Regions from separate parts of the Homo sapiens genome. Here region 2 is linked to region 1. Evidence: chromatin loops called from intact Hi-C (ENCODE). Cell type or tissue: prostate gland. All regions are shown on one strand. Links, peaks and the distances in the headings refer to the core of each region. The heading gives the core; the rest is flanking DNA. Region 1 overlaps TBC1D22A (TBC1 domain family member 22A). Region 2 has its middle 56 kb from the start of LINC00898.

Region 1 (8,334 bases), core at 146-8,145:
AGAGAGAAAGAGAGAGAGAGAAAATGGGATTGCCATGGCCTTAATGATCCCCAGAATGGATGTGTTGAAATGTAATCAGCAATGTGATAGTATTCAAAGGTGGGGCCTATAGGAGGTGATGTGATTCATGAAGGTGGAGCCCTCATGGATGAGGTTAGGGCCCTTAGAAAGAGGCCTGAGGAAGTGGGTTCACTCTCTTCTGCTATTTGGCCATGTGAGGACATGACATTTGTCCCTTTTGGCCGTTCCGCCATGTGAGGACACAGCAAGAGGGCCGTTGTCAGACACCTAACCTGCCAGCACCTTGATCTTAGACTTTCACCCTCCAGAATCGTGAGAAAAAATTTTCTGTTCTTTATAAATTATCCAGTCTCAGGTATTTTGTTTTAACAGTACTAATGGAGTGAGACAGTGATATTATTCACCCTTAAAAAAGAAGGTAACCCTGTCATTTACAGCAACATGGATGAGCCTGGGTGACATTATCCTACATGGAATTAGCCAGACCCAGAAGATATTCATCATCTTCCTTATATGTGGAATCCAAAAAAATTGCCTTCCTGGAAGTAGAGAGTAGAATGGTGGTTATCAGGAACTGGAGGGCTGCAAAGTGGGGAGATGTGAGCCAGAGAGTATAAACTTTCGTTTATACGATGAATCAGTTCTAGGGATCTCATGTACAGCATGATGACTATAGTTAACAGTACTGTATGGTATACTTGGAATTTGTTAAGAAAGTAGGTTTTAAGTGTTCTTACCACACACGCACACAAGGTAACTGTAACATGTGAGGTGAAGGATATAATTAACTTGATTTTGGTAGTAATTTCACAATGTCTACGTAAATCTGAATCCCATGTTGAACATCTTATTTGCATACCATTTTTACTTTTTGGTTACATCTGTTAAGCTGGAAAAAAATTGCATCCAGATATTCCTGGTATCCCTAATAATAACATTCTGTATTATTATTTGGCCCATCCAACATGAAACAAGGATAGATGGGTTTGTAAGTTACAGGTATAGGTATTTTTGCTGCAACTTAAAAACTTTTCCTTAATTTAAAACAGGCACCATCAATTTTGCATTCTTTGGTAAAGGCATGAAGAACCCAGAGCTGAAATAACAAGCTGCTTTCTTTGGGGCCATTTGAATGATAGGGACAACTAAGATGTGGGATCTCATTCGGCCAAAAGCCATATAGGCTGAGCAGTCATGGGTTTGGGTCTCTATGGGATCTAAGACTTGGAATTTATTTTTAACATTTTATTTGAAACTTTTCAAACATGGAGAAAAGCTGAAAGACTTGTCATGGCCATCCATTGAGGCCACCATATAGAGTATGTTAGGTCTCCTCCATCTCTCTTTCTGTCTCTGTCTGTCCATCCATCATTCCGTCTCTTCTTTTTGGATGCATCTCAAAGTAAGTTGTAGATATCAGTTCTCCCCGTAAACACTTGAGTATGCATGTCATTAACTTGATTTAGGGTTTTCGTGGAGGTAATATTTACACCATGAAATGTACAAACCTGCAGCACAAAAATCAGTGGGATGAGTTTTAACAAATGCATGACCTGTGCAGCGCGATCTCCGATCAAACTGTAGAACATCAGCCTTACTGCAGAACGTTCTCCAGGGCCCTTTGGCAGTGCACACACTGTGTAGCCACGCCCAGCGGGCAGCTTCGGGAGATGAGTTGGGGAGGGAGGGCTTTGGCGCCCTGACAGGTAGGGATGTTCCAGAGCTGCTGTTGCGTGCCCAGGGCATGCCTTGACAGCATCACAGTTGAATGGAGCAGTGTCTGGGTGACATCGATGAGAAGGGAGCTGAAGGAGGTGCTGCGGCCCATGTTCATGAGGAGATGGAAGGAGTGCAGAATGGCAGGGCTGGGATCCTGATGTACCCTGGGACTTGGCTGTCTCTGAGTGTCTGCAGTGCCTCGAGCACACTGTGCGTACCTGAGGCAGTTGGTGGGAAATGGATTTAGTTCCATGCGTTCAGCTGGGTGGCCGGATTTCAGGGCATCATTTGTGAAATGACCCACTGTAATGTGGTGGTTCAAGGGGAGGCACTGAGCCAGTTCTGCTGCTCGCCTTTAGCTCAGGGTCCTCATCTGTCAAGTGGGAATCACTTGCTTCTGTTGTTACGAGCATTCGGTGTACTAATACAGTAATACAAACCACCACCTGCACAGAGCAGCGCTCAGTCAAGTCAGCTGTTGTTGTTGTCATTGATTTTTATGATAATAACTCCCCTGCAGAGATAAAACAGCCACGGGTATACAGTGGCTGCCCGGCCGGTGCTGCAGCAGCTCTTCCTCCTGGGATGCCAGGGGATTGAGACTCGGCTTTATTCTGAAGCTGTCCCAAATATGAATCATTCACTGTTATTAAGCCACCTCAGCATGCCCCCTTTGTTATCTGGGCCCAAAAGAGCACAGAGTGTGGCCCCCAGTACATTTTGGGTGACGCCTTTACACCCATCCAGCAAGTTGGGGCTGGGAGTGGGTATCACGCGTTCTGTAGATGACGTCTGTAGACTTCTGGGGTTTTTCAATAGAGGGGCCATATTGTTTATCATCTGTTTTGGGGGTAAACGGGGCACTCTTAACAGTTTAAGAGGGGCAGGTGAGCGGTGAACTGGGTAAACTGAGATGTATGATATCCTAGTTCCCTGGGGTGAAGGAGGCCAAGCTTTTCTGTTAATGAAAATAAACTGCATCTCATTCACAGCGGATTGACCTGTGAGCGTAAACACAGCCTGGGGAGTAGCACCCGGCAGCACCCTGTGTTCTCACATCATCGGGAAGGACAGCTGCCTTCCATTCATCATGCTGGCAGATGCCGTTGGCTGTGCTGGGGCCAGAAAGCATTTGGGATGGGGTCAGGACATCTCAAGGCAGATAGATGTTTGTGGGGTTGTTCGGTCTTGAGGGTCACACGGTCTCTGTCTTCTTGGCTGTCATTTGCAAAGGAGTACAAGCTTGGGCTGGACTGGCCAGCCAGCCTTCCTGTGGGTGTAAACATGTGGGTAAGGCATGCTAGATGCTGGGCGTGGGCACTCTGGTCCAAGCACATTCTTATCAAGCCGTTCTAAGCATTCCAAGTAGGAGTCTCATTGAGAAGCATCCCCGTCTGTGGTCTTGCCATGCCACGGTGCCCATGTCCAGCAGTCACTGAGTACACCGTTAACTGCTGTGTAGACCGTGAACTATTCCACTGCGTGCTGCTTCCTTCTCTTCTTACTCTCCTCTTTGGAGAAGTTTATAAGCTTAGTTGCATTTAGTTATAAAGCATCTGGGCAGCCCTGTCTCCCTCTGATTGTACCCCCTGTGGGCATTCATTAAGCACCTCCTCTGTGCCAGGCAGTGTAGCCACCAGCATAAAGCTAGTGACTGAGTGTGTGCCAGATGTCTGTGTGGTTGAGTCGTCAGCTTGACGTGGTGGGACAGAAGTGAGTTTGCAGGAGACTGGGTATAAGGATGGGGAGAGCTTATGGGTGGGTAGAGGAGCACAGCACAGCCAGAGTGAACCAGGCAGAGGTGGGGCCGAGTGATTCCTGGGAAGGGTTGGGCTGAGCTGGATGCTTCCATCTGGGTCCCCCGTGGGGTCTGGAGCAGTCACTTACCCAGTTGTAATGAAGCCCTCCTGCTCACTTGCAGGCATCATAGCAGTTGACGGTCTGAGCACAGTGAGGCTGGCCTGGACGTCTGAGCGGGGTCATCCCAGGCCCAGGGGTCCTACTGGGCTCTTAAGTGGAGAGTGGTAGGAGACTGTTGGGTTGGAGATGCTGCGCCCTCCTTCATGCCAGCAAGTATTGCCTGGGTGGTCTCAAAAGTCCTGTGCCATAGTCAGATTTGGTTTCTAGGACTTCTCCAACTCTGGAATTCTCTGGAGAAGGGAGTCCTGTCTGTGCCTGGAGTCCAGTGGGCCCTGGTGTTTCTTGGTCATACCCTGGCGTCCAGTGACTGTAGTCTTTGATTCCTGCATTATCTGCAGGCGGTTGCCTGTGCCAGGAGAAGGCCATTTTGGTGAGACGAGGAATGTCTTTGTTGATCCGTGGAGGAAAGAACGTAACAGTGGGATATTGAGATTGTTAATCAATTGTTTTAGGATAAATACCCAACTTTCTCTCCTCTTAGCTGATTAGATTCCATCTTTCTCTGTGCTTGAGACGTAAGGACGTCTGTGCTTGGGCACAAGGTTGTATCTGACGTTATTTTCAGTCTTCTACATGGATCCTGAATAAGTCTTTTGTTCCATGGAGAAGATTAAGGGCAGTATTTGGTTGGAAAATTTTTAATGAAGCACCTAACAGAGCTATTATTATTCATTTCTGAAACAACTTGCTGCGGTTACCGTAGTAATATTAAGCCTTTTATTAAATATTTTTCCTTTCGGTTTTGAGGTAAGTTTTCATTAAATGCTGATGGGGGAGCTGGAGATCCACGAACCTGGTGTCTGGAAAGAATTTTCTAGCTCTGCTGAGTTAAATCATTCAAGGAATTTATGTTATGGGAACATAAAGCTTATAAATCTAGTTTATCATATCTATCATTTAATTGTTCATGCAAGCCAGCTCTTCATGTAGCGATTTACAGTAATCTCAGTGAAATAACAGTGTTGTGTCCCAAAATGAATAATGCATGCCAAGAAATTGTTGAGCTCCTTAAAATCATTATGCTCAAAATATTAGGCTCTTTTATTTGAAAGTGATAGAATGATGATCATGTACTAGTTGCAAGCTGGGGACTTCAGAGTCTGTCGTTCCTGCTTTGCGTTGGGTCGCCAGCCCTCAGGAAGGAACCGCGGCGAGCCGATTCCAGGAGGAGGATACGCCTTGCTGCAGTCGGCCCGCAGGAGCAGCCGGGGAGCTGGCAACAGCCAGGGCTCTGTGGGAGGGCTGGGATGTTGGCTTAGGGGTAAAAAAATTCTGTGTTTAAAAGATGAGATGCTTTTTAGACATCCATCTGTCTGGGACAAGAAATGGGTATCTTGCCATTAGTATTGTTGCCAGGCAGAAACCATGGAGTTTATCACAATGCATCTGGAAGGCAGCAATGTGCCGAGTGCTTTTTCTCCCCTCTCCTGTTACTCATCTATCTCAACAGCACACATATACCATGATGTGGTTTTAAATAATGAGGCAAACAGGCAATAGCTGTTGTGATCTTTCAATGAGAATGGTTTAGTGAGTTGGATTTGTTGCTAGCAGCACTGATCCATTTGTATGTATGTTTGTCAGTGGGCGTGGCGACATCGCTTACTCACCTATGCTTTCCGTCTTTGAAGAGCTACCCTGCAAGCAGTGTTGAGGTCAGAGGAGACAGTTCACTGTGGGCTGTGGGGTGCTTAAGTGTGGGAGGAAGGGTGACTTCTTTTCCAGAAGAGGGAAAGGCTCTGCTCCTCGGGAAATGGACGGAGTTTTCCCCAATGGGAATATCATCAATCATTGTCATCAGGCCTGGGCCACCTTTACCATCTCTCACACTTAAAAAACAAAAAAAACTGTGTTATAAAAAATTTCAAACATGCACAAAGATCGAGAGAACAGTGCAGTGAAGCAACACACCTATCAGCCAGATTCGGCGGGTATCAAGATACGCCACCAGCCTCTCATCTTCACCCGGATTCGGCGGGTATCAAGATATGCCACCAGCCTCTCATCTTCACCCGGATTCGGCGGGTATCAAGATATGCCACCAGCCTCTCATCTGTCCCATTCTTTTCTTTTTCTTTTTCTTTTCCTTCTCCTTTGCTGGAGTATTTCAAAGCAAACCCCAGACATCCTGTCATTTCCCCTTTCTGTACGTCAGTATACATTCCACAAAAAACAAAACAACTCCTGCGGTTTTCAGAACCCGGTGCTGGTGCCGTCGAGAGACTGTTTAGGCGGGTGTCCCCTTCTGTGGAATCTCGCGTGGGGTTCAGCAGTCCAGGGCCGGGCCTTGGAGGCCATCAGCCTTCCTTATCGGCTGTGCAACTAATGATCTTTGGTCAATTGGGACTGGACTGAGGACTCTGCAGTGTGGAAAACCAGTTCTGCGGTGACCTCTCCCTCATTTTTGGAGACCCCAGGTGGGCCTAACCTGGAGGCATTTGGTATGTTTTGTGCCATTAGTTTGACATTTAGATTCCCACATAGGAGAAATAGTGTAGAAGAGATTGCCACCATGGGAGACCTGGGAGGCAGGAGGCCTGGCCTCAGGTGTCCTGGAGAGTTGTAAAGGCCAGAATACACCTTTTCGGAGGAGCAGAAGTCACCTAGCCAGTGCTGGTTTACATATCTACCAGTATCTGCCCTAGACGTACCCAGTAGGTCCTAAGGCATGAAGGTTGGCCTGGTTTATGTTATGTGTCATTTTCCTCACTTCTGTTTGTCAAGAACATTTTCTGCACGTTGAGAATGATCATTGTTACGCATTCTGCTGCTTCTCTGCCTTTCTTCTATCCCTTCTCTTCACACGCTCCTCCTGCCCCACTGTGTGGACGTGTCTGTAGGAAAATGTGGGGTGTGTTGGGTTTTCCTGTTGGTCTAAGTCATGCCTGCCAGGTCTGTTGATGATGTCTGAGGTCTGTGTTTTTCTCAGGTTAGGACTTTTGAGTCCTTTCTTACAAAGGGCTTTATGTACAAAACAACCCTGTAGTAGAGGCACCCAGGCTTGTTGGTCCTCTGTGTTTGGAGAGGAGTGCCCCACTCATTCCAGGGAGGGAAAATGGGGTTTGAAATGAAAAAGTTTCCATTGTAAATGGACACTTTTATGTAAAACATCTAAAAACATGTAGAGGACCAGTTCTGATGGCACCTAGAGAAATAGTCAAGGTACCCTAGTGGGTGTGTGTGTGTGTGTGTGTGTGTGTGTGTGTGTGTGCGCGCGCGCACGCGCTCTACACAGTAAATACCCGGAGGGAAGACTGCAAACACTTCTTGAGCAGCAGATATTCTTTCTGGGTGACATTCCTTCTTAGAAGGGAGGGGTTGGGAAACTATTAAATAGTTGGGAGAGTGATCTAAGTTAGTTGGATGATGGCTTTGTGATAGGAAGTTTTTGCTCATTAAGAGCGGCTTTAAAGCTTTTAATTTTTATATACTTCTGCCTGTAACTTTCCCCACTCCCTCCAAAAAAATGGTATCGCGGAGGCGGTGTCAGAAGAGCCCCAGAAGTATTCTAGTGGAACTCAGGTCGTCCTCCACCCTTGCGGGCATAAATCTCATGCTAGAAGCTTTCCTTCAGGGACCCGAGAGAACAGGGAAGGAGTGCTTGCTGTTGGAAGGCAGTGGAGAGCCAGCTAGAGGTGATTCTAGGCTCATGAACTAGTCTATGACTAACTGCAGTGAGTTTTTAAAGCAGGTTGTATAAGAAGTTTAAGTGATGCCTCATCGAGGCTCTGATTTCAGAGCAGCCTGTATGGTTCTCTAAGCCGAGGGAGAGACCTGGCGCAACAGGGAGTCGACCAACCGTTTGCAGCCCCTCTGTCAGTGCCTTAGACAGGAATCCAGGTAGGCTCTCTCTGGTACAAATGTTATTGCCTTTTTCTTGGTAACAAGGGCTTTTTGGTTGGCATTGCTGAGTCTGTATGATGATGTTTATGCTGTTACTGTATATTACTTTTTTATGGCATACTATTTCTGTTGCAAATAGTCATAAATATTGTTACAGTTTTGAGTGCATTATGACACGTTGCTCTAAGTAGTCTCACGTACACTTTGGGTTGCAGGGCTGAGCAATTTGTATTTTTCCTTTGGTGTTTCTTTGAGTGTGTTTCAGCCCACCGTAATAGCACCTCACTGCTTCACCATGCAGTTTTTTTTTTTTTTAAACTCCTATGACATTTCATTGCTGGTAGGGACCTCATGGGGACCCTTAACCAGTGCACCCTCTCCTCCCTGTCCCCAGTCTCTGTTTGAGCCATTTTGTGATACATGGTTCACAGATCACCCTCAGATCCTGGATTCACCACTTAGTAGCTAGTTACAATACTTAACCCCATCTGTCTGGAGTGGCTATCTCACAATTTGTGTGACGCTCTAGGCAGAGGGCGTGGTTGTGGCCATTATTATTCTGATGCTGGACAATTCTTTCTTCTGTGGCAATGCTGTCTGCCTGCAGGTTGTCCCCGTTGACCTGGCCCTGGCTGCTGGAGTGGATGCCTCCGTCCAAGTGGGTCTCCAGACGGCAGATTGCTCTGTGGGTGACCTGCCATCACTCAGGCAGCCCTAGCCTGCCCTCAAGGCCCTCTGCCAACTGCATTCCTCCTGGACACCTTTTTGTCTCTCAGTGTTTCTCTGTGAAATTCTAGAACTGATTAGTGGAGGCCTCAGATCCCATTACCT
Region 2 (8,334 bases), core at 214-8,213, 730 kb after region 1:
TCTGTTCTTACCCTACTATCCCTGGATCCAGTCAATTTCCTCCATTTCTTTAATATTATTATTATTATTAATTTTTATTTTTTCTGAGATGGAGTCTTGCTCTATCGCCCAGGCTGGAGTGCAATGGTGTGATCTCAGCTCACTGCAGCTTCTGCCTCCTGGATTCAAGCCATTCTCCTGCCTCAGCCTCTTGAGTAGCTGGGATTACAGGTGTGCACCACCATATCTGGCTAATTTTTGTATTTTTAGTAGAGACGGGGTTTCGCCATGTTGGCCAGGCTGGTCTTGAACTCCTGACCTCAAGTGATCCACATGCCTCGGCCTCCCAAAGTGCTGGGATTATAGGCGTGAGGCACCGACACCCAGCCCTTCCCTTTCTTTAATATTAGAACCCAGGACTTTTCTTGAGTGTGGGGAGAGAGAATTGTTATAGCACCACCCTGCCATCTCTGGGTACTTGGTTACTAGCAAGTGGGGACCAGAGGCTCCTCCTCCCCCAGTGAGAGGGACAGGAAAGACGACCTCAGTGCCAGCCTCACAGGACAGCTCCGGTGATGCCGGGCTGCAGTGACAGTGGCCACCCAGTACGGGGGCTTGCTGCATAGCAAGGTCACCCTGATGCTTGGCAAGGCCCTACCACCACTAGCTCCTTATGGGTGGCAGAGGAACCCAGGGTGGCCCCCTTCTTGGAGCCCCATGGTGTATCCACCTATGCCTGGCCTCAGCTGTCACCGAGGGATGACAAGAGACAGAGTGGGCACAACTGTGCTGACTACCCTGTGCCTCTGAATCCTGAGCCTCTCATGCATTTGCCCTGCCTCCCTCCTGCCACTGCACTGGGCCCTGAACCTATTCCCCACCATTGGCCATTGCCTACTCAATGCATCAGAAAAAGGCCCAGTTGTCAGGTTAGCAGCAAGTACTAATTCACGTTCAGCCGACCTCCATGCCAGTACCAGTCACCACCAGCAGAATGTAATTAGATGTGGTGACAAGTCCATTTCACGATCCCACTTCCAGTTCATTTCCCTAATTGTTTTATGAGAAAATAATTGTTTATATAGACTGCAATATGTTCCTTTCTTTGTCCTGGTGTGGCTGACACAAACCACACACCAGATCTTCACACCAGCCTGTGAAACAAGCACACCATCAAATTTCCCATATGTTTGGGAGACCCTAATCATGTAAATGGTTTGATTAAATCTTTAATGAACTGAGAATTTATTCCTCTCACTTCCGAAGCTTTGACATTCTCAAATACCTTAGGACCGGAACAAGATGATCTCACAACCATCCCATCCAAGAACGGAATCCCGGGAGCCAGGTTCTGGAGAAGGTGATGGGTTGCTAACGCCTCAGCGTGATGTGGACATTTTCCCAAACGCTGGTCCTAGATCAGCCAAAGGATGGTGAATATCAGTGGTTCACACTCAAGTTCTGTGGCCTGTCTCTGTCTTTCTGGAGAGACTCCAAACGCGAGGCTTCATCACAGTGTGTATGGTCTCTGCATCTGCGAAGCATTGTTCTTTCCTGGGTGACCTGAATGGTCGCTCAGCATGGGAAGTGCATGCTGCCTTGTGGGCCAGCCACCTGGCTGAGGGCTGCCCATCCGAGCTCCTGGACAGCTTCAAACGCTTCGTTATGGGGAGCTTGGGGGATATGATGACACTGGATTTCCACTCTACAACATGAGCTTATTTTTTTTTAATTTTATAAGTCTGAGAATAGCTTGTCCATTATAATTTATCTTTCCAAACAGAGCAGCAAAGAATTTTAGGTGGTCTTTTAAATTAATTATGGAATATTTCCTCAGCCATGCAGTATGAAAATGTTTCCTGGGTGCGTGCCACACACGTTTCTCACTGTCTTTAGGTTCATCAGACTGCCCATTAGTCTTTCCCCTGCTGTCTCCCAGGAAGCCCCACTACAGCCCTTCTATCCTGACCCCACCCCTGGGAGCTGTCCCTGGACGCTCTCCACCCACCTACTTTCTGCTCCGCCCATGTGCAGCCACTTTGAGGTCTGTCATGAATATAAAGTGTGTGACATATTTTTATTTCCTGGCTCTCTTGTTCATACGTATCTTTATTTAATTCCCAGCATGTGTCATGTTATGTGTGTTCTCAGCTTATGTTTTTACGTTTAGAAGAGTTTCGCCTGTTTTCTGCAGGGATGAGACACTTCGGGCCAACTTCAATGTTCTAATTCCGAGTTTGGAAATCAACTTTTGGACTGAAAGCTGAGCTTGTCTGAGATTTGTCAGGGCCCCTGGTGGTTGGAAAAGTGTTCTGAATCCAATAAAAGGAAAGCGGTGATTTACACTATGTTTCCCTTTGTATTTTGGGTACATTTTACATATTGGGCAATTTTGACTGGAGGTAGTTGGGAAGGTATTTGCTTGAATGTGTGCACATGCGTGCATGTGTGTACATGAGTGCATATGTGTGTATGTGTCATGTAATTGTGGATTTGCATGTGTCTTTGCACCTTGTGTGATGTGTGGGTGCATGTGTGTACACGTTGTGTGATGTGTGTGCATATGTGTTCATATGTGTGTGGTGTGTGCGCGCACATATGTGCATGTGTACATGCAATGCATTTATGTGTGTGCCTTGTATGATGTGTGTGTGCATATGTGTGCTTATGTGTGCTGTGCTGTGTGTGTGTGTGTAGGCTACAGTACCTCCGTTTTGGATGCTAATCTGCCATATTGACTTCTGATTAACCCCATTTCCAGAATGCCTCTGAGATTTCTGCTTCATCTATTGTTAAGAACACGTACTTACTGTAAATCCTGCCACCCGGTCAAAACAACCTTGATGCCACACTCCTTCTGAAGTAATTTACCCTTTCCCTGTGGTATTTAAGCCCTGGGTCTGGGGGGGTACATTGTGGCCACCCAAGACATGGCTTCTGTTCCTAAGTCCCTATGAAATGTTTCTTTCTGAGAAACTGGATTTGTCAGCCTCTCTTCAGCCTCTCAGCTCTGTTGGCTTTGGGTATGAGTTTGCATAGGCCTGCTCACCATGGAACAGTGTGTATATGTGTGCGGTGTGTGTGCATATGTGTGCCTGTGTATGCACCTGTGTATGTGTTTGTGTATCTGTCTGTTTTTCCTGGTTGGCATTGGTGATGAGGCAGGGAGAGGAAAGAAACAGACAATAATTGATGCTTTACAGCAGAAAAACTTACAACCCCGTGGGAGACCCTACTCCTTTGAGCCCACAATCTGGTGTCCTTGCATATTGATTGCCTACTAGTTGAGAATAGCTCATAAAAAGCACTTGTTTTCCGAAATCATTCTCATAGAGTTTGTAGTGGCCAGATGGGCACAGGCTATCCCCAGGAGAGGGGTGTTCCTGTTCAGCCAGCCTTCTCCTCCCTAATGGAAGGATTTCTCATGGTGGGGGGTGGGTGGGGCAGCAGGAAAGACCACTGTGTCCTTCTGGGCCCCCAGACCATGGGTTGGATTAACTATCTCCCTGGACCTGCTTCACCCCTAGGTCTCAGCCTGTCTTGTGGCATCCACGGTGGTTTCCCAGGGTAGCTGCTACTGATCTGTTCATCCTGTCCCTGTGGGTGCAGGGTGGGCTGGTGGATTTGGGTGGACTGAATGGAAAAGACCAAGCATCAGTGGGTTGAGCTGAACACCCAACGGGGTTGCTGCTGGGACGCTCCATCAGAACATGGAGGCATTGCCTGCAGGCTCACCAGTGACCCCCAAGCCTGCAATGACCCCTTGCAGAAGAATAGATGGGAAGAGATGGACTTCTGTAAATGAGTAAGGCAATTTCAGTGCAAATCCCTCGTGAAGTTACTCCAGGCTGCAGGTGGTTGGCGGGGGTTGGGGGACAGCAAATCCCTCCCAGGACACAGGGCAAGTCTATAGGTCCCCTCCTTCCTCTGGAGCTGAGGAGAGGAGGGAATGTAGAACACAGAGCTAGAATGGCCCCAGAGGACAGAGGGGCAACATTTACTCAGGGCAGGCAATGATAATGGGTACCCTGGAGGGAAGGCTGGGACAAGTCACTGAACTCCTTGAATAAATGGTAGTAACTTCATTCCGGTCACAACTCACACTTTATGGATAAGCCAGGACTGTTTTTGTTTCAGTCTTTTCCAAATTTGGTAAACAATTTCCAGGAGCACGAGCTCACCCTTTCTTCCGACAGCTTGGTTCATTTGGGGCCTTCTCCGACTGAGACACTCATCCCCTCCCTTCCCTGTGCTGACTTGAGATCCGCCACCTTACGATGCTCTTCCTTGCCGGGCTGCACGGGCCACCCTCCTCCCTGTCCTTCCCTTGGCCTTCAGAGCTCGTGGCTCTCAGGCCCTGCCACCTCCCCATATGTCAATATTGATCTTCAAATACAACGCCCCAAGTGGACACAGAGCCAGATGGATTCTGATCAGCCCAGGAAATGGGCAGCCCCGCTCTTCTGGGGAGCATCCAGCTGTACATTATGATCATGTTTGTTAGACTATCATATTACCATTTATTTTCATTTTTACAATTGTTTAAGTATGTTTTTTTCTTCCCCGACACCAGTTCTTCAACTCTCTAGACACTGGGTGGGTGTTTTACAATTCAATCTAATTCTGCACCAGCTCTTAGAGTAAATGCAGACCCCACTGAGAGTAAGGCCCCAGCAGACTGCCCCCACTTCACATACTAGCTACCAGTGGGGTGCCCAGGCTACTCACACTTCTGCTTGGACAACTACAAATTCAAGGGCTCCCATGCCCCCTTCTTGGGTTCAATGATTTGCTGGAGTGAGGCACACAACTCAGGAGAGTGCTTCCCTTACTATGATCCATTGGTTATAAAGTATATGCCACCCAGAAACAGCCAAGTGGAAGAGATGCAGAGACCAGGCATGGGGGTGGAACTCGGGGTGCGGACATGGAGCTTCCACACCCTTCCTTAGCACAATCACCCTCCCAGAACATAGAATCTCCTTGTTTAAGAGTTTTTAAGTACTGATTGTCCTTGGCTTACAGTGGGATTATGTCTGGAAAAACCCATCGTAAATTGAAAATATCGTAAGTCAAAAATGCGTTTAAGACTCCTAACCTGCTGAACGTCATTGCTTTGCCTACCCACCTTCAATGTGCTCAGAACATTTACATTAGCCTACAGTCAGGCAAAATCATCTAACACAAACCCTATTTTATAATAAAGTGTTGAATAGCTCATGTAGTTTATTAAATACTACTGAAAATTAAAAACAGAATGATTGTATGGGTACTCAAAGTAAGGTTTCTACTGAATGTGTATTGCTTTCACATCATCCTAAAGTAAAAAAACCACATGTCAAATATGTCGGGGACTGTGTATATACATACATTATTATTAACAACAGACACTGTGTTGTAAGAGAATCTCTTGTATTTATTCCTCCTGGTGAACTGAAATTTGTTTAGCCTTTGATCAACATCCTCCTCCCCTGCCCCAACCCCAGACCCTGGAAACCACCATTCTACTCTCTGCTTCTGTGAAATCAACTTTATTAGATTCCACATAAAGTGAGATTATTTGATATTTATCCTTTTGTGCCTGGCTTATTTTACTTAACATGATGTCCTTTCTGTTCATCCATGTTGTGGCAAACAACATGTGGCATTCATGTTGTTCATCCATGTTGATGGTGTTTCTTTCTTTTTGGAGGCTAGATAGCATTCCACTGCATGCCTACGCCACATTTTCTGTATCTAATTAGTCATCCATGGGCAGGCACTGGGGTTGTTTCCGTATCTTGGCTATTGTGAATAATCCTAAAATAAACCTAGTGCAGATATCTCCTTGACATATTGATTTCACATCATTTGGATACCTCATGCCAACAGAAGAATCATAAGTTTGGAAAGGAGAGCTTTATTTCTCACAGAAGGTTGCAGCTTGCAGGCTGGGAACCATAACCTCTGGCAGAAGCTGACAGTAAGCACTTCAGGGAGGGGTAAAGGGAACAGAAATGTATGCTGATTGGGGAAGCTGAATATACATATGCAATAAGCTAAAGGAGGAGTCGTGAATATTTATGAGGAGAAACATGCACGATTGAGCTTATGTCCCTTTATGGGTTGCATGTTCAAAACATCGCAGCATTAGCCTGACCAAATGGTGGTGTTTTCAGCCTTCTGACATCAAAAGGTGAAGCAGAGGACACAGCAACCCTCACTGTCCATCCTGGGAGAGTCAGACAAAACTGGTGCAGAGATGGCGGTCAGCTTTTGGGAAGGAATGCATTGCGACACTGGCGAGCTGTCATACCAAAACAGGAAAGAGGGCTGGGCATGGTGGCTCACGCCTGTAATCCCTGCACTTTGGGAGGCCGAGGTGGGTGGATCATGAGGTCAGGAGATGGAGACCATCCTGGCTAATGTGGTGAAACCCCATCTCCACTAAAGATACAAAAAATTAGCTGGGCGTGGTGGCACGTGCCTGTAGTCCCAGCTACTCGAGAGGCTGAGTCTGGAGAATTGCTTAACCTGGGAGGCAGAGGTTGCAGTGAGCCAAGATCATGCCACTGCACTCCATCCTGGGCGACAGAGCGAGACTCTGTCTCAATAAAAAAAACAAAAAACAAAAACAGGAAAGGGAGGGAGGGACGGGGAGTCCAGTCTCGGCCTCAGAGGATTGGCTAAAGGAATAAAGGAAAACCATTTCTTGTTTTCCGGAGTTGTTTTCTACTTCCTCTTCAGGAAAGAATTCTGGTTAAAGGTTAATAAGGAAGCTATGCTGAGATGTGTGCCAATTCCATGCCATCATGGCTGCAAACTCAGTTTTTAAGGTTTCCCTGGGGATCCTTTGTCCAAGAGAAGATCTGTTCAGTTGGTTGGGGGACTTAGGATTTTATTTCTATTTCTCAATACCCAGAACTGGGGTTGCTGGATCTTATTTCTATATTTAACGTTTTGTGGAACCTCTATTCTGCTTTTTTCTAAAATAGCTGTGCTAATTTGCATTCCCACCAATAGTGTACAAGGGTTCTCTTTTTTTCTATATCTTTTCCAATGTTTATTTTTGTCTTTTTGATAACAGTCATCTTAACAGGCGTGAGGTGATTTCTCATTGGGATTTTAGGGAACTATGTGAGGTAATAGATATGTTAATTAGCTCAGGTAGCCAACCCACAATGTGCACATATGTCAAAACATCGTGCTGTACATCATGAATATATGAAAGGAAAATAAATCTTGGGGCCTCCAAATCACTAATCACTAAGCTAATGGGGAAAGGGAAGCTGGGAGCTGTTCAGGGCAAACCTGCCCCCCATTCTATTCAGTCACCCCTCTGCTCACTGAGATAAATGCATATCTGATTGCCTCCTTTGGAGAGGCTCATCAGAAACTCAAAAGAATGCAGCCATTTGTCTCTCAACTACCTGTGACTTGGTAGCCCCCTCCCTGCTTTGAGTTGGCTCCCCTTTGTGGACGGAACCAATGTTTATCTTACATACGTTGATTGATGTCTCATGTCTCCCTAAAATGTATAAAACCAAGCTGTGCCCTGACCACCTTGGGCACACGTCCTGAGGCTATGTCACCGGCACACATCTTCAACCTTGGCAAAATAAACTTTCTGAATTAACTGAGACCTGCCTCAGATATTAGGGGTTCACATTTTGATAATAACAAAGGGATTCTGGGTGGGGGTGCCCCTGACCTTTGACCAATCTCCTATCGGTACTTGGTACCAGCATTAGCTAACTTTATGGCTCAAACCAATAGGACAATTTGCTGAGGTCTGGAAGCACCCGCTCCAGAGAATCCCTAATCCTCCCAAATTTGGTTGAGATCTAAAGTTTATTTTGCTGTACAACTCCTTTTTTTGAGTTTTACTTGCTTCCAACACAAGGAAGGCAAATTTCTCCTGCTTCCATGATGATGGAAGGCAGCTAACTCCTTTATGGAGTTGTTTTTTTTTGTTTTGTTTTGTTTTGTTTTGTTTTGTTTTGTTTTGAGATGGAGTCTCGCTCTGTCGCCCAGGTTGGAGTGCAGTGGCATGATCTCGGCTCACTGCAAGCTCCACCTCCTGGGTTCACACCATTCTCCTGCCTCAGCCTCCTGAGTAGCTGGGACTACAGGCGTCAGCCACCACACCCAGCTAATTTTTTTTGTATTTTTAGTAGAGACGGGGTTTCACCGTGTTAGCCAGGATGGTCTCGATCTCCTGACCTTGTGATCCACCCACCTCGGCCTCCCAAAGTGCTGGGATTACAGGCGTGAGCCACCGAGCCCGGCCCTTTATGGAGTTTTATTCGCTGCTTCTAGGATGGTAGAGAGCAGTCTTCAGCCTGAGACCCGTCTGCAGGTAAGTAACTGAACTGG

The links. Hi-C counts contacts between places; a loop is a spot of excess contacts. Peaks named below come from ENCODE experiments on the same cell type or tissue, not always from the same donor. Only the 100,000 strongest peaks of a DNase experiment are listed, where the experiment ranks them.
Region 2: a loop joins it to region 1, with 2.8 times the contacts of the local background. A loop is called at or near these places in 2 of 110 quality-filtered maps.

The regions. Positions count from the first base shown.
Region 1 is chr22:46,841,085-46,849,418 of GRCh38, forward strand. The region is part of intron 4 of TBC1D22A (TBC1 domain family member 22A); the gene reads left to right. Among named protein-coding and RNA genes, the nearest start is that of TBC1D22A-AS1, 71 kb to the right of the region's middle. In prostate gland, for the core only: a CTCF peak has its summit at 4,429; a DNase peak (open chromatin) is centred at 1,727.
Region 2 is chr22:47,571,141-47,579,474 of GRCh38, forward strand. No RefSeq gene overlaps it. Among named protein-coding and RNA genes, the nearest start is that of LINC00898, 56 kb to the right of the region's middle. In prostate gland, for the core only: no CTCF peak of the experiment used is centred there; a DNase peak (open chromatin) is centred at 4,371.